Linked DNA regions of Homo sapiens: region 1 is linked to region 2. Evidence: read pairs that join two places in POLR2A ChIA-PET (ENCODE). Cell type or tissue: GM12878. All regions are shown on one strand. Links, peaks and the distances in the headings refer to the core of each region. The heading gives the core; the rest is flanking DNA. Region 1 has its middle 18 kb from the start of CASC15. Region 2 holds the start of LOC105374973 (a long non-coding RNA gene).

What was found. Peaks named below come from ENCODE experiments on the same cell type or tissue, not always from the same donor. Only the 100,000 strongest peaks of a DNase experiment are listed, where the experiment ranks them.
Region 1: POLR2A ChIA-PET joins it to region 2 with 5 read pairs; 2 of 35 experiments call an interaction of 5 or more read pairs at or near these places.

Annotation. Positions count from the first base shown.
Region 1 is chr6:21,641,990-21,654,396 of GRCh38, forward strand. No RefSeq gene overlaps it. Among named protein-coding and RNA genes, the nearest start is that of CASC15, 18 kb to the right of the region's middle. RefSeq lists a silencer at 6,596-6,796 and an enhancer at 6,936-7,436. In GM12878, for the core only: no CTCF peak of the experiment used is centred there; a DNase peak (open chromatin) is centred at 6,793.
Region 2 is chr6:22,642,346-22,654,752 of GRCh38, forward strand. LINC03005 (long intergenic non-protein coding RNA 3005) reads right to left here. Exons shown (of 3, transcript NR_134614.1): 3 at 1,165-1,673. It overlaps LOC105374973 (a long non-coding RNA gene), which reads left to right and starts at 1,675. Exons shown (of 5, transcript XR_007059497.1): 1 at 1,675-1,881; 2 at 4,486-5,695; 3 at 11,532-12,407. In GM12878, for the core only: no CTCF peak of the experiment used is centred there; no DNase peak of the experiment used is centred there.

The sequences.
Region 1 (12,407 bases), core at 2,588-10,587, 1.0 Mb before region 2:
ATGGAGAAGCTGCAGCAAGTTATCAAAAAATCTAGCTAAGATCAGTGATGAAAGTGGCTGCACTAAACAAACAGATTTTCAACATAGATCAAACAGCCTTCTATTGGAAAACGATGCCATGTAGAACTTTCCTAACTAGAGAAGAGAAGTCAATTCCTGGCTTCAAAGGACAGGCTTTTTTGTTAGAGGCTAATGGAGCATTTAAGTTGAACCTCATTCTCATTTACCAATCTAAGAATCCTAGGGCCCTTAAGAATTATGCTAAACCTATTCTGCCTTTGCTGCATAAATGGTATAACAAAACCTGGATGATAGCACATTTGTTTACAGCATGATTTACTGAACATTTTAAGTCCACTGTTGAGAACTACTACTCAGAAAAAAAGATTCCTTTCAAAATATCACTGCTCACTGGCAACACACCTTGTCACCCAAGAGCTCTGATGGTGATGTACAAGGAGATTAATATTGTTTTCATACCTGCTAATACAATATCAATTCTGCAGCCTATGGATCAAGGAGTAATTTTTTTTTTTTTTTTTTTAGACAGAGTCTCCCTCTTTTGCCCAGGCTGGACTGCAGTGGTGCTATCTCGGCTCAGTGCAAGCTCCGCCTCCCGGGTTCACTCCATTCTCCTGCCTCAGCCTCCCCAGTAGCTGGGACTACAGGCACCCATCACCGCGCCCAGCTAATTTTTTGTATTTTTAGTAGAGACAGGGTTTCACCGTGTTAGCCAGGATGGTCTCAATCTCCTGACCTCGTGATCCACCCCCCTCGGCCTCCCACAATGCTGGGATTACAGGCGTGAGCCGCCACACCAGGTCGATCAAGGAGTAATTTTGACTTTCAAGTCTTATTATTTAAGAAATACATTTTATAACGCTATAGCTGCCATAGATAGAGATTCCTCTTATGGATCTGGGCAAAGTAAATTGAAAACCTTCTGGAAAAGATTTACCATTCTAGATGCCATTAAGAACATTTGCAATTCATAGGAGAAGCTTAAAATGGCAACATGAATAGGAGTTTGGAAGAAGTTGATTCCAGCCTTCTAGGATGGCTTTGAGGGGTTAAGATTTCAATGGAGGGGCCAGGCGGTGGCTCATGCCTATAATCCCAGCACTTTGGGAGGCCAAGGCCGGTGGATCACAAGGTCAGGAGACCAGCCTGGCCAACATGATGAAATCCTGTCTCTACAAAAAATACAAATATTAGCTGGATGTGGCAGCGGGCACCTGTAATCCCAGCTACTCAGGAGGCTGAGGCAGGAGAATCGTTTGAACCTAGGAGGCAGAGGTTGCAGTGAGTCGAGATTGCGCCATTGTACTCCAGCCTGGGTGCCAGGGCGAGACTCCGTCTCAAAAAGAAAAAAAAAAAAGATTTCAATGGAGGAACCTACTACAGATTGGATAGAACTAGCAAGAGAACTAGAATTAGAACTGGAGCCTGAAGATGTGTCTCAATTGCTGCAATCCCATGATTAACCGTGAATGAATGAGGACTTGCTTGTAGATGAGCAAAGAAAGTGGTTGCTTGAAAGAGAATCTACTCCTGGTGAAGGTGCCGTGAACATTGTTGAAATGACAAAACAAGCTATTTAGAGTAGTACATAAACTGCGTTGATAAACAGCTGTGGGATTTGAGAGGATTGACTCTAATTTTGAAAGAAGTTCTACTGTGAGTAAAATGTTCACATGCTAGAGAGAAATCTTTGTGAAAGGACGGGTCAATCAATATGGCAAACTTTATTGTCTTTTCTTTTTCTTTGAGACAGTCTCTCCCTGTTGTCCAGGCTGGAGTGCAGTGGTGTGATCTTGGCTCACTACAACCTCCACCTCCCGGGTTCAAGCAATTCTCTGCCTCAGCCTCCTGAGTAGAGACGGGGTTTCGCCCTGTTGGTCAGGCTGGTCTTGAACTCCTGACCTCGTGATCCACCCGTCTTGGCCTCCCAAAGTGCTGGGATTACAGGCATGAGCCACCTCGCCTGGCCTATTGTCTTATTTTAAGAAATTGCCATAGCCACCTCGACCTTCAGCAATCACTACCCTGATCAGTCAGCAGCCATCCACATGGAGGCCAGACCTTCCACCAGCAAAAAGAATATGACTTGCTGAAGGCTCAGATGATCATTAGCAGTTTGTAGCAATAAAATATTTTAAAATTAAGGTATGTACATTTGTTTTAGGCATAATGCAATTGCACACTTAATAGTTATAGAGTAAACATAACATTTATATGCATTGGGAAACCAAAAAACTGGGACTCACTTTATTGCAGTATTTGCTTTATTGTGGTGGTCTGGAACTAAACCTGTAATTTCTCTGAGGTATGCAGTATTTTCTCATGATTAAACACGATACATATAGATACATATAAACCCGTGCCTTTTCTTTTTTTTCCGGTATCAGTGTTGTCCCAGTCTTTCTAGGTTGGTTGTCTCTGTAATGTCTTTGTTTTCTGCTTCATTAATTTCCTTTTTTTCCCCATATAAGTAACCAGTTGTTCCCACATCATTTGTTGTAAAAACTTTTCTTTCCCTGTTCAATTGTTTTGATGCCTCAGTTGAAAATCAAATGACTGTATAAGTGTGAGTCTTTTTCTGGGTTTGTGATTCTATTTCATTGATCTCGTTATGTGTATTTACATTAATACTGCACTGTTTTGATTACCATAGCTTTAGAGTAAGTTTTGGTATCAGGAAGTGTAAGCCCTACCCTTATATTTAACATTCATATTTTACTAACAGTCTGAAATTGAACTTTAAATCACCTCTGTCCTCCTCCTCCTGAACTATACAAAGCCTGTTAGAAAGTTTTAATTTCAATCTTGTCTGTCAATATTTGGTGTTATGTAGTTTCCCCTTGTTTTTTACCCCCTGAGTAATTTTTATTATTGCTTTTGGTTTTATTGTCAATGCTTATTTACATTTCTCAAGGCAGAGCAATTGCTTTGTTTACTCTTGTTAGGCAAGCATCTTTTTTTGTTGTTAAAAATTGGTGAATGGAGGCCGGGCTTGGTGGCTCACACCTGTAATCCCAGCACTTTGGGAGGCCAAGGAGGGAGGATCACCTGAGGTCAGACCAGCGTGACCAACATGGTGAAACCCCGTCTCTACTAAAAATGCAAAAATCAGCCGGGTATGGTGGTGCAAGCCTGTAATTCCAGCTACTCGGGAGGCTGAGGCAGGAGAATCGCTTGAACCCTGGAGGTGGAAGTTGCAGGGAGCCAAGATTGTGCCACTACAATCCAGCCTGGGCAACAAGACTGAAACTCCATCTCAAAAAAAAAAAAAAAAAAAAAAAATTGGTGAATGGCAGTGTTTACATCTTTGTTAGTTTGAAATGTCTTTTTGTTGCCCTCATTCCTAGATGAAAGTTAAACTAGGTTTAGGGTTCTGTTATTTTCCCTGAGCACTGATTATATTATCATATCATTTTTTTTGTCTATACTGTTGTTAATGAGAAGTTTGCTGTTCTTATTATCACGTTTTTGTGTATGCGTGTTATTTCTATTATTCCCTCTGGTTGCGTCAATAATTTTGTTTTTTAAGTTTCACTGTGTTGTGTCTGGACTTATTTTTATTTATCTTGAAGACTTAATTATTATGTCTGTTGATTCATGTCTTTCATCAAGACTAAATTCTCAGGAATTTATAACTATATACTCATATTTATTTATACAAATGTGGAATCATAAAATTATATATAAAATATATCTATAAATAAATAAATGGGCTGGGTGTGGTAGCTCATGCCTGTAATCCCAGCACTTTGGGAGGCCAAGGCAGGTGGATCATGAGGTCAGGAGTTCGAGACCAGTCTGGCCAAGATGGTGAAACCACGTCTCTACTAAAAATACAAAAATTAGCCTGGCGGGATGACGGGCGCTTGTAATCCCAGCTACTCAAGAAGCTGAGGCAGAGAATTGCCTGAATCCAGGAGGCAGAGGTTGCAGTGAGCTGAGATCACACCACTGCCCTCCAGCCTGGGAGACAGACCAAGACTCTGTCAAAAAAAAAAAAAAATAATAATAATAATAAATGTACCCTTTATTCATATAAACTGCTTCTCCCCCTATTTTCCTATGCTTTCCTTCTGAAAAATTATGCAATGTATGATTGTCCTTCTCACTCTAGCCTTTAAATCTTTTCATTTCTCTTCCTATTTTTTTTTAGATGGAATTTCGCTCTTTCGCCCAGGTTGGAGTGCGGTGGCGCCATCTTGGCTCACTGCAACCTCCACCTTCCAGTGTCAAGCCATATTCCTGCCTCAGCCTCCCAAGTAGTTGGGATTACAGGTGCCTGCCACCACGCCCAGCTAATTTTTGTATTTTTAGGAGATATGGGGTTTCACTTTGTTGGCCAGGATGGTCTCGATCGCCTGACCTCGTGATCCACCTGCCTCGGCCTCCAAAAGTGCTGGGATTACAGGCGTGAGCCACCGCACCTGGCCTCTCTTCTGTATGTTTTAATCCTTATCTGTTTCATTCTGGGATATTTCCTTTGGTATTTCTTCTACTTTATAATTCCTGTCATTAGCTGTGGTCTACTCTGCTCCTTAACTGAATATAGTGTCAGTGGCCCACACATTTCCCTGGGACCTTTCAGTGTTTTCTGGCTGACGTGCAGCTGCCAGTATTCCACTTTTTTTTTCTTCCTGGAACAGCAAGCTGGAAGTGTTGGGAAATAAATACCCTTTCTATCAGCTCTCTAACAACGATTCTCAAGAGTTGCTGTATAAATACCCTACTCCCTTACCCCTGTGGGGATAATTCTCAGGCCTGCGTTTTGTACCACATCTTGATGGTGTTTCCCTGTCTCCAACTAGTGATCCACCCACCTCAGTCTCCTGAAGTGCTGGGATTGCAGGCATGAACCACTGCACCTGGTCTCCAATACTAAATGCTAGTAAGTAGTATTTTTCCTTATACTGGGGTATATGTCAAGCATGAGTTAATTTTTCCTTATACTGGGGTATATGTCAAGCTTGAGTTAATTTTTCCTCATGCTGGGGTATATGTCAAGCATGAGTTATAGAGGCTAACCAGGAGTGGTATGTTATTGCAGTATCTCTGCTCACTTCTGAATTTTCTGAGTTCTAACTAACCCACCATCTATTCCTTTTAGTTATAATCAAGAGCTCAAAGTTCAACTAGCCATTTCATAGAAAAGAAAAAGATTGAATAGTACATTCTTCTCTCAAATGATTTTAGTGATCTCAGTACAGAAATGAAAAATAGATGAGAATTCAAGTGAGGTGTATCTAGATTTGAATTCTAGTTTTGTCCCTCACTCTTCCATGAACTTGAGCAAGTTGCTTCACTTCTACAAGAAGTGGGCATGATAGATAATGCCTACCTTTTTGGGGGTAATGTATGCATTAAATGAAATTGCTAATATTGAGACAGCATAATTATCTGGCACATTATAAGCCTATAATAAATACTTTTCTTCCCTCATTTTACAACATATTTTCTAGTTTCCCTATGCATTTAAATTGTATTATAAAATTTGTCCAAAATGAGGGTTTTTTTCTGAATTTGTTTCAACCAAATGTTTAATAGGGACCTTTCATCTGTCAGCAGAGGCTACACACAAGTAAATAATACAGATTCTCAAGGAGCTCATAGACTGTGCCTGAAATTGATTTATGTCTCTATTTAATGTATTAACCTTCATAAATGAACTTGTGTTTCAAGTGAGTTTGTATTGATTTGCCCATACTGCTTCCCTTTGTCCTCCATGTGACCCAGGTCACAAGGGCTTCAGAGTGGACAGGGCTTAAGACAAAAGCAGTCTCACTATGGAAAGAGCAAGGCCAAATCCATGAGATTAGTATATTAGCAGGGCATACTAATTGGCCAAGCTAAGGTTTGAATTTACATGCTGTATTCTCACTTATGCCCAAAACATCAAAGCAAGCACTAAATATTTTTAAAAATTGAGGAGTATCAGAGGACAAAAATAACCCAGTACTTGGATAAAAAGCCACTTTTCATGGAAGGGAAAATGAGAAGCATATATAGAAGGGAGTTTAACCTTGTGATGGGTAAAAATGCCATGCATGTGACCAAAGACCTTTAAAATAGAGCCTTGTTGGAAATAGAGCCTTCAATGATAGAAGCTGATTAGGGAGGTTTTTTGTTTGTTTGTTTGAGATGGAGTTTCGCTTTTGTTGCCCAGGCTGGAGTGCAGTGGCGTGATCTCGGCTCACTGCACCCTCCGCCTCCCGGGTTCAAGTGGTTCTCCTGTCTCAGCCTCCTGAGTAGCTAATTTTTTGTATTTTTAGTGGAGATGGGGTTTCACCACGTTGGCCAGGCTGGTCTCGAACTCTTGACCTCAGATGATCCACCTGCCTTGGCCCCCCAAAGTGCTGGGATTACAGGCATGAGCCACTGTGCCCGGCCTGATTGGGAAGTTATTGTTTAATGGGTATAGAGTTTCAGTTTGAGATGATGAAAAAGTTCTGGAAATGGATAGCAGTGATGGTTGCACAACAATGTGAATGTACTTAATGCCACTGCATTATACACTTAAAAATGGTTAAAATGGCAATGTTTACATTATATCTGGTTTATAATTAAAAAATAAAAAGCACAATGTAGATACAGCAAAGAAATAGTGGAACCTGGCTGATTGAATGTAGGGGTTCTCTAGGAAACTACCTCACTTCCTTATTTCTGTGGCTAAAATGGTAAGGCACTGTGCTTTTTTTTTTTTTTTTTTTTTGACTTGTCAACCTACATGTGAATGTGTATTTATGCTTCCTGTGACCCGCTCCACTTAGAGAAGTCAGAAGCTTTGTATATAAAGTATTATTATGTAGAGATGATAATAATGTGTTTTCTGACTCAAAGCCTTTCTCTGATAATCATCTAGCACTTATTTCTCAAGGTGCTTTTACATCTATTTTCCCTGTTGAGCTACAGAGCCCGGGAGGCATTACCATTGTTTCATGGATTTGAGGAAATGTAAACGCAGAGAGGTTGGTGCCTCAACACAAGTCTTAGTACAAGCAGGACTGGAACTTGTGACTTCTGGGTCCTGAGTTAACATTCTTTTTTTGTTTGTTTGTTTTTTGAGACCGAGTCTCACTCTTGTCACCCAGGCTGGAGCACAATGGCACGATCTTCTCTCGCTGCAATCTCCGCCTCCCGGGTTCAAGCAATTCTTCTGCCTCAGCCTCCCAAGTAGCTGGGATTATAGGCACTCACCACCTGTGAGTGCTTGGCTAACTTTTGTTTTTTGTTTTTTTTGAGACGGAGTCTCGCTCTGTCGCCCAGGCTGGAGTGTGGTGGCGCCATCTCGGCTCACTGCAAGCTCCGCCTCCCGGGTTCACGCCATTCTCCTGCCTCAGCCTCCTGAGTAGCTGGGAGTACAGGCGCCCGCCACCACGCCCGGCTAATTTTTTTAAAAATGTTTTAGTAGAGACGGGGTTTCACCGTGTTAGCCGGGATGGTCTCGATCTCCTGACCTCGTAATCCGCCCGCCTCGGTCTCCCCAAGTGCTGGGACTACAGGCGTGAGCCACTGCGCCCGGCCTAACTTTTGTATTTTTAGTAGAGACAGGGTTTCACCATGTTGACCAGGCTGGCCTCAAACTCCTGACCTCAAGTGATCTACCCGCCTCAGCCTCCCAAAGTGCTGGGATTACAGGCGTGAGCCACCGCGCCGGCCTACACTCTTTACACCATATAATGTTTGAACTTTCATGACTGGTCTTGACACTAAAACTTTTGTGTAAAGAGGAAAAAAACGATCAATCACATGAATGTAAGAAGGAATAATAAGGTATGACCACCACCAAGATAACTGAAATTTTGACTTGCTGTCCAAATGTTTTGGCATTAGGTAGCCATAGCGTGAACATAAAAAGAATTGAACACAAATGTTAAATTGAAATAATTCTAAACCAGGCCATGCTTGTCATTCCAGCTAGCAAATACAAAAGGTCAATTTGAAAAGCTAGGCATCACTGGGTTAATCAGTCATAAAACACCTTTCCCTAAGCTTATCAGCTTATCAGGGCATTCAATTTCCCTATTTGTAAAAAGAGACTGAAAATTATTTGTGCCCTGATTCATGTGCTACATTTTACATAAATGTAAAAGATAAAACTGAATTTTTGAGATAACTGTTCTATAGGAACTAAGGGTAGGAAAACTAAATTAATGAAAGAAGAGATGAGATTAGCATACACAATGTTTACCTTCTCACCTTGAATAGATGCCAGAGAAGAGCAGCAAATCTGACTTTATGCTTCTGAGGAGTAAAGCAAAGAGGGAACCTGATTAATTGCAAGATTTATCCATAAGATTAAAGCCAAACTATAGGTGAAACACTTTTTGATCCTAAAACCTGTGAAATATTTATCCTATGGATTCTCATAAAGAGGACATGGTACGAGAGAGTGAAAAATGTCCTTGGCAACATCGCTACAATAGACACAAAAAGAGCTTTCATGTCTCTGGTTCTTTGATATCGTTTAGTAAAGGCCAATGGTGTAATACCAAGGCACATTCTACAAGGGGTCAGTGAGGATCTGTGTTCTGAAGTTCTAATTTCATGTGTAGCGAAAATAATGGGAATATAATATAATTTGAGCTCAAACTCAATTTCAAAACATAGCTAAAATGCTAAGTTTTTATAGTAAAGTTTATCAAATTCCGTGTATGCAGACTATATAAATAACGGTGTATGGAGACACAGCAGGGGGTGGGAGAAGAGCAGTTACCTTACCATGGTCTTACCTTGAAAGCATAACCCGATGGGTCCGATGTTCTTCCGAGCACGTTTCCCTGAGGCAGATACAGTTTAGGGAAAAAGAGTATAATGGGTTGGATGGCAATAGAATTTGTTGGATAAGTAAGCAGGTGAACTATGAAGGTAATTAGATAATGGATTGATATCAAAGTAGAGGGAAATTTTTAACGTCCTTCCTCAGGGCTCTCACCAGAACTTATTAATCCCTTTATGAAATCAATGACTTGGCTAAAGATATGGAATTTGTGATTGGCAGATTTATCATATTAGATCTAAGTGCCAGAACAAACAAACAGATTCTCAGCAGATTAGAGTGATGAGATAATGCTATCAAGATCAACATCAACAAGGATGAAAAGAAGGCCACATATTTTTGACCTGGTAGAAGGGGAAACACTGTCTTGGTATTGTTCCCCAGTCTTTTCATGTCATTCTTCAAATTAAACAAACATTGCATTGAAGGCCTGTTGTGTGCCAGGCACTATGCTAGGTAGCAGAAATACAACGATAAATAAGGCACACACCCTAGTATGGAAGACATATATAGAAAACGCCAGACTGTGTGTATTAGTTCGCTCTTGCGTTGCTATAAATAAGTACCTGAGACTGCGTAATTATGAAGAAAAAAGGTTTAATTGGCTCACGGTTCCTCAGGCTGTACAGGAAGCATGATGCTGGCATCTGCTTGGCCTTTGGGGAGGTCTCAGGACAGTTACAATCATGGCAGAGGGTGAAGAGGAAGCAAGCACATCTTACATGGCCAGAGCAGGAGGGAGACGGGGGCAGGGGTGGTGAGGGGTGGTGGAGTGAGGGCTACGTACTTTTTTTTTTTTTTTTTGAGATGGAGTTTGCTCTTGTTGCCCAGGCTGGAGGGCAATGGTGCGATCTCAGCTCACTGCAACCTCTGCCTCCCTAATTCAAGGGATTCTCTTGCCTCAGCCTCCCGAGTAGCTGGGATTACAGGCATGCACCACCATGCCCGGTTAATTTTGTACTTTTAGTAGAGACGGGGTTTCTTCATGTTGATCAGGCTGGTCTCAAATTCCTGACCTCAGGTGATCCGCCCGCCTTGGCCTCCCAAAGTGCTGGGATTATAGGCCCAGCCTGGTGCTGCATACTTTTAAACTACCAGATCTCATGATAACTTACACTCACTATTATAAGAACGGCAGGAAGGGGATGGTGTAACCAATTCATGAGAACTCCACCCCAGTGATCCAATCACCCCCCACCAGGCCCCACCTCCAACCCTGGGAATTACAACCCCACATGAGATTTGGTGGGGACACAGATCCAAACCATATCGGTGTGTAAGTGTTGTAATGAAGACAAATTTGGTACAATAGTGGCATGGAGTGTGGGGAGAGTTCAGTTCCTTGGAAGTTGAAGATCAGGAAAGGCTCCAATGAGAAGGCAAGCCCAAGTTAAAAAATAGACCTTCACTAGGCCTGGGCCTTGGGGAGTGGAGGGGTAACAGACAGAACAACACAGGAGAGGTGTATTCAGGGAGCTACAAGTGATTTTGTTTGGATGGAGACGTTGATGTGTGGGGAGGGGAGATGGTAGGCAATGATGTAGTGAGGGTAGATAAGGCCATTAGAGAGGAAACTGTTTGGACTCTGGCAGTGGAGACAGCCATTGATTGATTTTTTTTTTCTTACATATAGGAATAATGTGATCAAAATGGCATTTTTATAAAGGTCACTCTGGAATAGTGCTTCAGATGGTTTGGACATGGCGCTAGGGTAATTATGGAGAAGGAAACCAATTTGGAGCCTGCATTAGTCTGCTTAGGCTGTGATAGCAAAATATTGCAGATACAGACTAGGGGGCTTAAACAACAGAACATTAATTTTCTCACAGCTGTGGATGTTCGAAGTCCCAGATCAAGGTCTGGCAAGGTCAGTTTGTGGTGAGGGCTCTCTTTCTGGCTTGCAGATGGTCACCTCCTCACGGTGTCCTCCCATGGCCTCTCGTCTGTGCATGCACATGGAGAAAGACAGAGGACATGAGAGAGAGAGAGATATTTCTGGTGTCCCTTCTTTTTTTTTTTTTTTTTTCAGACGGAATCTCGCTCTGTCGCCCAGGCTGGAGTGCAATGGCACGATCTCGGCTCACTGCAACCTCCGCCTCCTGGGTTCATGCCATTTTCCTGCCTCAGCCTCCCGAGTAGCTGGGACTACAGGCGCCCACCACTACGCCCGGCTAAGTTTTTGTATTTTTAGTAGAGACGGGGGTTTCACCGTGTTAGCCAGGATGGTCTCGAACTCCTGACCTCGTGATCCACCCGCCTCTGCCTCCCAAAGTGCTGGGATTACAGGCGTGAGCCACCACACCTGGCCTGTCCCTTCTTATAAGGACACTAATCCTAGGGGATCAGGGCCCCACCCTTATGACCCCATTCAACCTTAATTACTTTCTTAGAGTTCCTGTCTCCAAATATAGTCACACTGGGGGTTAGGGTTTTTTATGGTTAATATTAAGTGTCAACTTGACTGGATCTAAAGATGCCAAGTATTGTTCCTGGGTGTGTTTGTGGGGGTGTTACCAGGGGAGATTAACATTTGAGTCAGTGGACTGGGAGTGGAAGACCCACCCTCAGTGTGGGTGGGCACCATCCAATTGGCAGCCAGCACAACTAAAAAAGCAGACAGGAAAAGGTGGAATAAGCTGGCTTGCTGAGTCTTCCAGCTTTCATCTTTCTTCCACGCTGGATGCCTCCTGTCCTAGAATGTCAGACTCCAGGTTCTTTGGCCTTGGACTCTTGGACCTACATCAGTGGTTTGCCAGGAGCTCTCTGGTCTTCAGCCACAGACTGAAAGCTGCACTGTCGGCTTCCCTACTTTTGAGGCTTTGGGACTTGGATGGAGCCACTCCTGGCTTCCTTGCCCCTCAGCTTGCAGATGGCCTATCGTGGGACTCCTTCACTTTGTGATCATGTGAGTCAATTCTCCTTAATAAACACGCTTTTCATTCGGCTCCAATGAGTGGAGGAACACCAGGGTTCTTCGTCTTGAGTCGGATTAGATAAAACGACACGGACACACGTGGAGTGGTTTTAAGGAGCAGAGATTTTAATAGGCAAGAAGGAAAGGAGAAGATGGAAGAAGCTCCACCATACAGAGACAGAGGGAGGGGGGCTCCAAAGCTGAGAGAGGAGACCCTATGTGCCACAGATACCAGCTGGGTATATGAAGAGGCTGGAGGAGGCGGTGTTTGATTTGCATGGGGCTCAGGGGATTAGTTTGACCAGGTATGTCATTCACGTAGCCAGTGAAAAAAGGCCCTCCCACCCTATTCTTTTAATATGCAAATGCAGGGAGCCATGATATTCTGCACACGTGGGGAAACCTAGGGGTGGCCATGTTGCCAGGCACATGTCTGGGCAAGGGCAAGAAGGCTGCCAGAATCTCCATGTTTGGGTGGACCCAGTTTCTAATGGCCTATATTTGCATATCAAAGGCTGCCGGCCTGGCTTTAAGAGCCCGGACTTTCCAGCTAGACAAGAAACGTTTCTGGAGCTGCTTTAAAAACGAAAACTTTCCAAGGACCCCTTTTCCTCTCTATCAGCCTAAAATAATTTCTTAATAACTCCTACCACGCTTTCATATATACATCTATCCTATTAGTTCTGTCCCTCTGAAGAA
Region 2 (12,407 bases), core at 1,897-9,896:
TGCCTCCTTTCCTCTTTCTTCCTCTTCCACAGTGACCTTGGAAGCCAAGTGCTAAAGATAATGGAGCTATGACAATAAAGAGCTTGAGTCTTGAATCATTACATGGCAGACCATCCACTCAGCACTCTCATCGAACAGTTATGTGTAAGAAAAATAAATAAATGTATATTTTAGCTGCTCAGATTTCGGGGCTTATCTGTTCTAGCAGCTAGTGTTACTTTAACTACTGTAGTCATTAAACTTCAGCTTTTCTCACTGATATAATGAAGATAAATGTATTTATATTTTCTATATATGTTCAATAATTATGAGTGTTCTAGATGAGCTAATGCATGTAGAGCATGGAAAAGAGAAAGTTCTCAACAAATGTTAGAATTAATATTATGAGGGTTTGCTATTGTTATTTTTATAAGATCTCTGTGAATTTTACTAACACCAATGTTTCCTGGAGGATATGCAGTAACAGATACCAAGGGATTAAAGATAAATATATGTGGAAAATAATTAACACTGAGAATGTAGTCAGTGGTGCCGTTTCTTTCCCTATGGGTCAGGAAAAGGTTTCTATTTATTTGGTTTTGCTGAATTCAGCAAGCTGCAAGCAACATTACCTTGAAATTAGGTTGAGCAACCAGTGTAGCTTTGCTCTATACATAAAAATACAGGATCAGAGCACAGTGCCTCCATCCGTTCCTCATTCCATCTTCACATCACTTCTCTTGTTTTAAAAGATTCATTTTAGAGAATCTATTGTCTTCAGGTGTTACGTTGGTTGATTTTACTTGCACATCTTTAAAACAGGAGAGATGGCATTCATTGGTAAAACTCCTAGGGAATAGAGGCACATGATCAGTCATGAGCTTCAGCCTCAGGCACTGCAAAGCATGGAGCAAGATAGTGTAAAGGGAGATGAGTAAACCAGTGACAGAAATGGTACAGCTGGTGCAACCAGTCATGTGGGGATATACAAGAAATGAGGACACCGTTCTCAAATCTGCTCAAAATTGCATGCATTTCAATTTATTCCCAGGACCACGGTCTCACGTCCTCTGAATTTCACTGTTCACACAGTCCTTGGTATACTATTTTGTTAGTAAATCCTTCCTGACTCTTTGAAGAGAAGGGATAATTGTTTTCTCACAAAGAACAGGCTGACATTCAAGTGGTATTCCTCACTTCAAAGTTTATTCCGCATAAAATATCTACACTTTAGTTTATCAAGTACATGGATGTGTTACTTCTATGCAGACACTTTCAGGTTTGTGCCTATATTGGCTGTTGTTATTTTAGACTATTTTTATTAGGTGCAGTATCATATATCTAAGGTTCTTGTACTGGTTCGAACCCCGAGAGCGCGCCAACAGACAACATGAGGCGGTGGAAGCAACATGCTGTTTTAATGAGCGCCTGGGTGCAGGCGGTCTGAGGACTAAAATGGTGTCAGCCCCTAGTGAGGACAGGGCAAAGGTTTTATAGTCTCCTATAAACAGGAAGTGTCTTAGTCTGACGTAACTGCTACGTTGTACCCGGATGGCCTCTTCCTCAATCTTCAGGGGTACGCGTCTTCCGGCCAGGGTAGGTGTCTTCTGCTGGCTCTCTTCTTGCTACTGCTATTTTGCTGGTGCAGGCTGCTGGCGCGGGCTGCTGGCACAAGTTGCGCCTTGGGACTGGGCCTGAGAAGGGAGGAGTTATTCATCTCCTTAAGCTTTCAGGCCCCGGGGAGAATTTACAGTATGATATTAAGATTGTTATACACTAAGTTGGGATGATGAAATTGATATAAACAAATAGAGTTAAAAGCTACTTTAGAAATATTATTTACACTTTATGTCCCTTCTTTTTTATCCAAGATAGAAACGTTTCTGGAGAAAATAACAGAAGGTAAGATATACATTCTACAGAACAACAAAATATAAACATTCTCATTCTATGTGTCCTCATATAGCCTTATATAGAGAACTAAGTAGCTATTCAATACGATTTTGTTAAATCAAAGTTTGGTGTTGATACATGCAACAAAATCTGACCCCATGTTTATTTTCAGAGTTCAAATAGGTTTACAGTGTGAGAAGATTGGATTCAGGTCATTAAAACTGTAGGTGGATATCTCACTAATGTGCTGTATATCCATTAGTAGAGAAGCTTCTATTGACTGAGCACTTCTATCATGTAAAAGTGTTTTCTGAGCTGCTCAGTCTCTGTCAGTTAATGTCTGGGTGAAGAACTGAGGGCCTCAGGCAAGACTAAGGGCACTTGATCCCAACGGCCATTAAATATACCTGACCTGGAGGGTATTAACACTGCAGACATCTCAGGAGCGCCAAAAAAATCTGCGTAATAAAGTTTCCTTATATTTGAAGGTTCAGTTTGTGTTCCTATTTTTCCCTTGTAGAGTTTTATTCTTGTGCTAACATATGACCAATAGAAAACAACACGTGACTTATTCCATTAGGATTTATATATATATATATAATATAAATTGTATATAAATCGATAGTACTATGTAAAAAATACATTACCTATAAATCTACAGTTATATATAAAAATACTTATATACTTACAAACTATCGTATATACACTTATGTATATAAATATATGTAAATTTTATGTATGAATATATAAATACTTAGATATATACATACAAACTATTGTCTTAAGTGATCAAAACATCTTTTAAATTTAACATAGGGAAGCAACATCAAAAGGTATAATTTAGCAGAGCTTCTAAATGGAAGCTAAAGTCCCAAATGTTCCTCTTGATTTGGTGATTTACGACTTCTGTTACTCTAAATAAGTTACTTTATTTTCTTGGATATTCAGTTTCTTTACTGGTAAAGTGAAAAGCGTAATTTTTTCTTATCATGTGTTAGTACAGTTGTGAAAAATTGAGAAAGTATAAAATAGAGGCTTTTGTATTATTACACAATTTACACTGTTTATATATTAAATTGACTATTATACGTTCAATAAAAACAAATCTCCATTTTATCAACTAGTAATTTTTTCACAGATATTATTAGCTAATTAAAGTGTATGTCCACCTGGTTATATCTTCCCACATACAATATTCGAAATTTAAGTTACCATCCTGACTTCTTTGAAAATACTCACAAATCTTTTTTCTTGATACATTATATAGATATTATTGCACATGCATATTATTTATATTTATATTATTCATGATTTTACCAGACATTTAATAGAATTTAAATAAACTGCAGTGCTTTGGAAAATTTCTGTTTCTTCAGAAAACTGGAGAAACCTCTGAGAATGCTGCATTCGTAATAAATTACTGATTTTTCCTTCCCCAAGAAGAGAAATGAATACATAAAGAGTTTGAGGAACATCCTTTCCATTGGATAATCTTTACCTTTCTACTTGTTCTCTTCCAAGTATTCTAAGTAGTAGGCTCTTAGACACGACCTTGACGTCAGCAAATGATATTATTCCATGTGTGAATATGCTCCAGATTCCTCTCTCTGCTATTACAATGTGATTTTCTCACATTTTAAGGCAAAGGGACATTTTGAATGTGCTCAGACACATTTGCCCTATTCAGAGGACAGAAATTGTTGAGCTTGAAGGAAATCTTTTTTTTCCTATATAGCTGCCCAATCCAGAAATGTTCAGCTGCAGATCCTGGCCTCTCCACACTTAATTCACAAGCCCAGAAGTGCAAATGCTTCTTTAACAAGGGAATGCGAACCTGCTGCTAAACTGAAATATGAGAACATTTCTACTCTTTTTATAATTTTCTTGGTTAGTTCATATCCATGCCCTCAGTGTTTTTGTTTATTTGTTTGTTTGTTTTTTGTTTGTTTGTTTGTTTTTGAGACGGAGTCTCACTCTTTTTGCCCATGCTGGAGTGTGGTGGCACGACCTCGGCTCACTGCAACTTCTGCCTCCCGGGTTCGAGCGATTCTTCTGCCTCAGCCTCCCGAGTAGAGTAGCTGGGATTATAGGCGCCCGCCACCACACCCGACTAATTTTTGTATTTTTAGTAGAGACGGGCTTTCACCATGTTGGCCCGGCTGGTATCGATACCTGACCTCAGGTGATCCGGCCCGCCTCAGCCTCCCAAAGTGCCGGGATTACAGGCGTGGGCCACTGTGCTCGGCCGGCCCTCAGTATTTTTATTTCAGATATTTAATAAGACATTTTGGTTAATTATTCTATAGCTAAATAAATTCTCTTTAATTTGCCCATCACTGTTAACTTAAACAGTTTTTCTTTTCCCCTCAATAAATGATAGCTTTCTTTCATCTTTGGTCATATTTGGTGTTGAAGCCTGTTTTCCATAATATTGATAAAAGTGAGTAAAATGCAGAAATGCTGCAGGTTTACTTTAGTTTGGCTTTAAGGATAAGAGTAAGAGGCGGAAGGGGGTTCAAAGCTTTTCATTTTATGGTACTGCTTTGTAAAATGGACCTTGCCTGTCATGCAATGTCATAATGGCATGATTGGCCTGCTTCTATTTTCCTATAGACATGGCAGGAGAAATGATTGAGAGCTTTTCCAGTTTGGCATGGAAACAAAGCAAAGCAATTTCAGTGTGGTAACAAGACTAAGGAGGAGACAGATGCTGTGCGGGCAACAGTACCAGAGCTAAGGGATGAGAAACTTCTCCATAAGATGTCCCTTTATTGCTCCAGCAGCTATTATGGGCTGCGTCTCCCCAAGCATGGCAGCTCACCACTGTGGAACCCTAAATAGAATGACACTCAGTGTTGAATGGCAAGGCCTCTGGTCATAAATAAGATAAGCCGAAAGACATTTGATGGTTATCACAGAAATGGACTTTCCTTACTTGGAATTTTCCTGCCTAAACATCCACAGGGAAAAGCTACATGTTGGGACTTCATAATTCATTTCAAGCATTTTGTTTGCAAATCTCAAAGCTTGATTTTTTTTCTAAGTTTGCAGGTACTTCAATATTTGTATTTCCATTTCAGATTTTTAAAATTCATTGCTTTAAAGAACTACATCTGAAGAACAATGTTTAGCTCTTTATTTATTATTGTATTTTATTTATCTAAAGACCAATATGTTGCTTCCTACTGATAACATCAGATGAATATTATCGTGAAGTTAAATTAGCTTCTTCAACAGTGAGCTCTGTGGAATAGATGCACCTTTCCTTCTAGTGTGACCATTTGAGATGGAACAGACCAGAGGATTTTCCATCCCATTGCTAGAATATGTTTCTGTGACAAAGTTCTAGCAAGTTTTAGTCCGTAATCCATTTCAAGAGAAATTCCCATTTCTGTTTTTTTTTCAATTATGTCTTTTAACTTATATTTTCTGGATCTTATTCCATTTGAGTGAAATGTGAATAGATGAAGAGATGTGGTATCAGAGCTCATTAAACAAAACTTTTCTGGTAACATGTTTCATCCTATTTAGTTATTTGAATTCAGATAAGCTTAAAGGAAAAGAACAAAACAAAGCTATAAAGAAAATTGGAAGTTATTCATTGTCATTCATCATAAACAAGCTCAGAGGCTGGGATATTTGGCACGATGACAATGAAACTGCAGGAAATTGAGCACACTCCAATGTTGGTGAGGACGGTCCATCCATTCTGCATATGTCTGCGTCTTTGGGACTTAGAGTCTGGCAAGTAGAAGAGGGATTTCATCTTGTTGGAAAATATAAGTTGGAAAATCAACCCACATGAAATTGCAGAAGCCAAGGGGTGAGTGTTCTAGAAAGTGTCTAATTCTTTCTTTGCTTTTAGCTAGGCTGCATTACATGATTCTATGTGTTCATTATTTTTGGACACTTTCTAAAGAGTAGCTAGAATTGTAAAGACACTACTAAGGTGATAATTTAAAAACTATGCTGTCATTCATATCAATTAAAAATAAACTCAGGTATAAGACTTGGCCCAACTTTCTATTTTCTTGCTGAAATTGATTGTTTAATTTCATTTTTGTTAGTTGAATATGTTTGGGTTTCTCTATGGTGCATCTAATAAGATTTTGTGTCCACATTGTGAGGCTTTATGGCCTTTCTCCTTTCAGTATTTCAGTGTGTTTATGGTTGCTGCTCATGTTTAACCTGCTACTCTTAACTTTTAGCAGTGGGAATTAAGAGTTCAGGCATCTGAATCTATTTAAATATCAAAACTCTGGGAAGCTTCTCTGATAACCAAATCACATTTATCCATGCACTTGTTCTGAGCAGCAGTTGAAGTTAGGTGATATTTTACTTAGTGATCCTTATATAGCATTTATTATTTATTAAGCTCAGTTTTCAGTTTTTTTTACAAGTGTTAGTTTATTTAATCTGCATAACAAAGTCGTTAGAAGGTATTATTTGTATTCATAATTTTCAGATGAGGTAATTTAGGTGCAGAGAAGTTTAAGCACTTGTTCACATTCACACAAGAGCAAGTGTTAGAGTAAGGATTTAAGCTTAACCAGGATAGTTCTGGGGGGTACTAGGTTGACCACTACACCAATGCCTGTTAACCTTGATTTGCTGACCATCATGATAATTATGAAGTCAAAACAAGGAATAAACTTAGTAATTTAGTCAAATAGACTTTAATGAGGAAGCAGGTTTAAAACAAATGGTCAGTAAACACTTTTTGGGCACGTAATATACACCAAGCAATATGCCTCCTAGCAGAATGGCATTGAATGGCAAAGCTAGGTCCTCAGGAAGAGTGGCTGTCCAGGAATGGACCAGGTGGAATTAATCATATTAAATCCTATATTTAAAATTACTCTGTTCACTGTATTTTGTTGATAATCAATACAAGAAATATGGATCTAATCTTTCCAAATTGTAATTTGGGAGAATTTTATAAGAAGTGCCACTCTAATGTTTATTCTGGTAGCACTAGTAACTGAGGCTTTAGAAATAAATTGAGATTCCAATGCTATAAAATAACACTCTCAAATGTTTTGGTCTCAGGATTTCTTTACATGCTAGGAAATTTTTGAGAATAACCCCCCACCCCCCGCCAAAAAAGAAAGCTTTTGTTAATGTGGGTCATAGCTCTCAATATTTATATTAGAAATTAAAATAGAAAATTTTTAAAGTATTTAATTACTAATTCACTCTAAAGTGACAGTAATAATCCCATTGCATCTTGACACAAATGGCATATTTTAATAAGAAATAACTTTTTCAAAACAACAAAAAAATGAGCGACATTTGCTATGGTTTGGATAAAATTTGTTTGTCCCCACCAAAACTCATGTTGAAATTTGATCCTCAATGTGCCAGTGTTGGGAAGTGGGCCTAGTGGGAGGTATTTGGGTTATGAAGGTGGATTCCCCGTTAATGGTTCTGTGCTGTTCTGGTAGTAGTGCGTTCTCACTCCATTTTTTTTTTTTAAACACAGGGTCTCACTCTCTCATCCATGCTGGAGCATGGGGGTACAATCATAGCTCACTGCAACCTTGAACTCCTGGGCTCAAAGGATCCTTCCAGTTCATCCCCCTCTGAGTAGCTCGGATTACAGGCATACACCACCACGCCTGGCTGAGTTCTCAATCTTGAAAGATTGATTTAGTTCTCATGTAAATGAATTAGTTCCTGTGGTAGTGGGTTGTTATAAAGCCAGGATGCCCTTCGGTTTTCTCCTCTTCACACATGTCTACTTTCCCATTGCCCTTCTCCACCATGTTGTGATGTGGCATGAAAGTCCTGTCCAGAAGCCAGGGCCATGCCCTCGAATTTCTCAGTCTGTGGAACCATGAGCTAAATAAACTTCCTTTAAAATAAGTTTTTAGGTATTCTGCTATAAGCAACACAAAAGGTACTAATACAGCATTGTTTTAAATTTGTATGAATTTCTTTATTGTGTGGCTTAATAGAAAGCTAGATTCTTAGGTTTGTTTCTCTAAACATTCTGTTATAATCTTACACATTAAACTCTGGAAAACTCTGTTGTACACTTGTGAGAGAATGAGAGTGAAACAGAGAAATTAGCATCTTGGTTTATTATAAAAATAGTTTGGATCTTTTGAAACCTTTAAAGAGTCTTAGGAAACCCTGTGGTTCTCTGGCCGTGCTTTGAGAACCACTGGTATAGGGTAAATCCACTGCCAAGTTAATCTTTTGTTATGCTATATGTTTTAGCTTGTTTTCATCTACTATTCTCTGAATTTGAGCTTCAGCATTTCAACGTATTGATTATGATTTTCGCTTTTTTTTTTTTTTTTTGAGACAAAGTTTTGCTCTTGTTGCCCAGGCTGGAGTGCAGTGGCGTGATCTTGGCTCACTGCCAACCTCCGCCTCCTGGATTCAAGTGATTCTCCTGCCTCAGCCTCCTGAGTAGCTGGGATTACAGGCACATGCCACCACGCCTGGCTAATTTGTGTATTTTTGGTAGAGACGGGGTATCATCATGTTGGCCAGACGGTATCGAACTCCTTATTTCAGGTGACCTGCCCACCTCGACCTCCCAAAGTGCTGCCCACCTTGACCTCCCAAAGTGCTGGGATTACAGATGTGAGCCACTGTGCCTGGTTGATTATGATTTTCAAATACCAGGTGACTCCTGCCTAGCATTGGTATATTTTATATATATTAAATGTCCATGAATTTTAAAAAATTTAAATGAAAGCACATGACAGTCTCAAGTACTCCAACACTTGAGAAGCTACAATATGGTGTACAGTGCACACAAGGTGATTTGAGCATCAGATAAATTGAGACAGACAGAAAGTGTTAGATGTATATGTAACTATAAGCATCTATGTTTGGCTTAATAAAAACACAATGTTTCTTATGTATTGTCCTGTAATTAACAGTTTAATACTTTCCTATTAACCAGTCTACCTGGACTCATTTTTTTTTTATTTTTAATAATCTGCAGAGGTGGGTATATTGATCAAATTAGTAATGGCAACACTACTCTTTCACAATTTTGAAAATAGTGTCTAGGTTGGAATAGCCAACGAAATAGTAGATATTTATAATTTTTGCAATGCTTTTAAATGTGTTGTTAATACTCGTTTGACTAGTTGACTTTATTGTGGCTGAAATGCAGGCTCAAAAGTAGTAAGAGGCACTTACTGTTTCTAAGTTCTATTATGGGGTGTGAAGGTCCTTTAGTTTTCCCAAGGTCTGATAGGCATGGGGGCTTTTAATTTCACGTGGGATGCTTACAAATCGTCTTCTATTTACACGTAGCTTTTGAAGTAATTATTTTCCCTTTTAGTGTCCAAATCTCTCAAGCAAAGAGGCTTTTTAGTAAAAATTGTGATTTAAAGAGAATAATTGTTTCAGAAGAGTAGTGAAAAATGTTCAAATTGACATTTTGAAGGAAAGCACAAACAAAAGAAATTAATTTTATTTCAAGAAAAGAGAAAAAGTTTTTTCCCATAACATAGTAAACATTTTGGCAAAGAAAATAGCAAGTATGAGTACATGCATGTGTATGTGTGTGTGCCCTTTTCAAGAGAAGTTGACACTAAGATGATGCTTCAGATGCCAGAGTGAAGAGGTTTCTAGTTGAAACATTTAATTATTATCCAAATAGGGTAGAGAAACAAAGTCTAATTTCTTTCCTGTATTTGGAAGTGCTTGGTGTGGATAAGAAGTCTGAGTGACAGCTGCAACTGCCAAGCAACCTCATACAATGGGAGTATTCTGCTTCTCAGTTACCGAAGGAGACTCTAAGGCCTTCTCCCACGTTTGGAGGCAAGGAGTCCTCTTCTTCTTTGGCATCTTCCATTAGCAGTTTTAAGAGAGTTTGTTACCCATTTTCAAAAGTATGTTCGTAAAGATGGTGAATGCTAAAGAATGACTTAAAATATATATACATTAACATAGAGCAAACTATAACAAAGTAGGGTAAATAAATGCATTTTAAATTAATAACTTTTTCTTTTTTTCTCCTTTTTTTGATCAGGTGCATTTATTCCTTTTTGTTGTTGTTGTTGTTGTTATTACTTCTGCTTTTGTTTTTGAGACAAGATCTCATTCTCTCACCCAGGCTGGAGTGCAGTGGCGTGATCTCTCGGCTCACTGCAGCCTGGACCCCCCGGGCTCAAGTGATCCTCCTACCTCAGGCTCTTGACTAGCTGGGACTACAGATACATGCCACCACACCTGGCTAATTTTTTGTATTTTTGGTAGAGATGAGGTTTCACTATGTTGCCCAGGGTGGTCTCGAACTCCCAAGCTCAAGTGGTCCACCTGCCTCAGCCTCCTAAAGTGCTGGAATTATAGGCATGAGGCACCATGACTGGCTTATTTGCTGTGTTTAGACATGGATCTGAAGTTTCTATAGTCTGAAGTTTTTCTTTAAAATTAGCAGTAGATTTGAGCTTGTAGAAATAAACCCCTTTCCGGCCAATTGCTAAAATGCAATATTTAATAATTAAGTCAAATTGTGCTCCAAAGTAGATGTTAACTATACTCTGTTGATGAGTTGGAACACAATGTGAGCTTGAGCCATTCATTCTGGCCAATCAATAACAATCAATTATGGAAGCCAAATCAATCACACAGCAGAACACACCGATGGTTAGGGTTAGGATGGTCAGAATGAAGAAAGAGGCAATGGTGGGGTGGATTTCACATGTATAAACATAGTCAAAAGTAATAAGGAACTCTACCATGCATTGGGACACAATACATATATCTTGATGTGGAGTATAGTTTGTAAAAATAGTATTTCTACTTGAGTTTTGGAGTTAGATTTTTACACAAACATTCTATCCTGACAAGGAATCATATCTGAAAGTTAATATAAAAAGGAGTCCCTGAACTAATGAGACCTGTCAAAGTGAGGCAAATACATACTTCTGCTTATTTTGAAACTTTATTATGAAGTAATGATTTTTTTTTTTTTTTTTTGAGGCGGAGTTTCACTCTTGTTGCCCAGGCTGGAGTGCAATGGTGCGATCTCAGCTCACCACAACCTCTGCCTCCCAGGTTCAAGTGATTCTTCTGCCTCAGCCTCCCGAGTAGCTGGAATTACGGGCATGTGCCACCACGCCTGGCTAATTTTGTATTTTTAGTAGAGATGGGGTTTCTCCATGTTGGTCAGGCTGGTCTCAAACTCTCGACCTCAGGTGATCTGACTGCTTTGGCCTCCCAAAGTGCTGCGATTACAGGCATGAGCCACTGCGCCCAGCCAGTAATGATGTTTTGTAATGTAACATCTCAGGTAAGCATACATATAAAATTATAAAATACTTTTATTAATCAAAGAATTCATTTATGTATAAGTGCTTTCCACTCTAACCAAAACTGTAACAATTCCCCAAAAGTCGCCAAAGAGGAGCACAATAGTGATTCTTGTGGAAGTAAAATCAAATCATTTATTATTCAGAAGGGTGGCAGATTTACCAATACAGAAAGTTTCTGTCCCAAAATGTCCATTCTTTTGTAGCACTTGTTCTAATATTTAAATTTTTTTTCTATTGCTCATAGTAAGTTAACTGTTGTCACTTAAGATTTGAACAACTCACCTTCAGATATTTTGGTTTCTCTAAGTAAAATTATGCCATGATACAGAACATTAGGTTTGCTCTTACATTCTTATGATTTTGAATTTATTTTAGGTTTCACTGATGGAAAAATGGAGAAGGAAGATCTGATGAAACAGCAAGTCCTTAAGAGTGGGAGCCAGAAGTTTAAGTTGTAACAGGTTTTGGATAAGATTCAGAACTTAGAGGATAACGAACTGCAGAAAAATTCTTTGGAAGATAATGACTAGAGAAAAATTCTGGGTCAAAGGCAGCTATTGTGGTGCATAGTTATTCAGATTTCAAATTTGAAAAGAAATCATTGTTTCATAGGCCGAAAGGTGAGCCACTGGTATCTGTCATCAGCAAACAGGAAACATGAAGAAGAAGTACATTTATTCTATAGGTTGCAACACACAGTACAAATATACCATTAGAATACCTAAAATGCAAGATGAATCAGTCCCGTGAATTGAAACTTTGATTTTGTTCTTGAGCTAGTAAAGTTTACAGAGTTCTATGAGGAAGGACATCTGTAAAATATCTTACAATACGTTGTCTTCTATTTTGAGAGAAAGGGAAAGTATCTTTGCACTGTGAATATACCCTTTGTATTATTAACTGTGAGGACATGACAAGGCTAAACAATTGCTTCTTTCTTGTCAAAGTTTCGTTTGCTTTGGTTAGTGCCATTGTTTGAGAAAATTAAACAAGTTTCCATGTTTTAGGCTTCTTGACGTTTTTTGATGTTCCACTTAACTGCAGTGGAATAACTCGATGGAACAATTCAAGGCAGCTGTGCTCTGATCCTCAGTTGCCCTCCAAGGATAACATGACACATTTGATAAACACATTTCCTTTAACACCAAGTTCTCCAGGTCAGGCAGGCATAGCATATAGATGAAACTGATCTGAGCCTTCATCCTGAGGGAGAAGAGGGTTAGAGATGAAGGTAAACCTGGATCCCGGTTT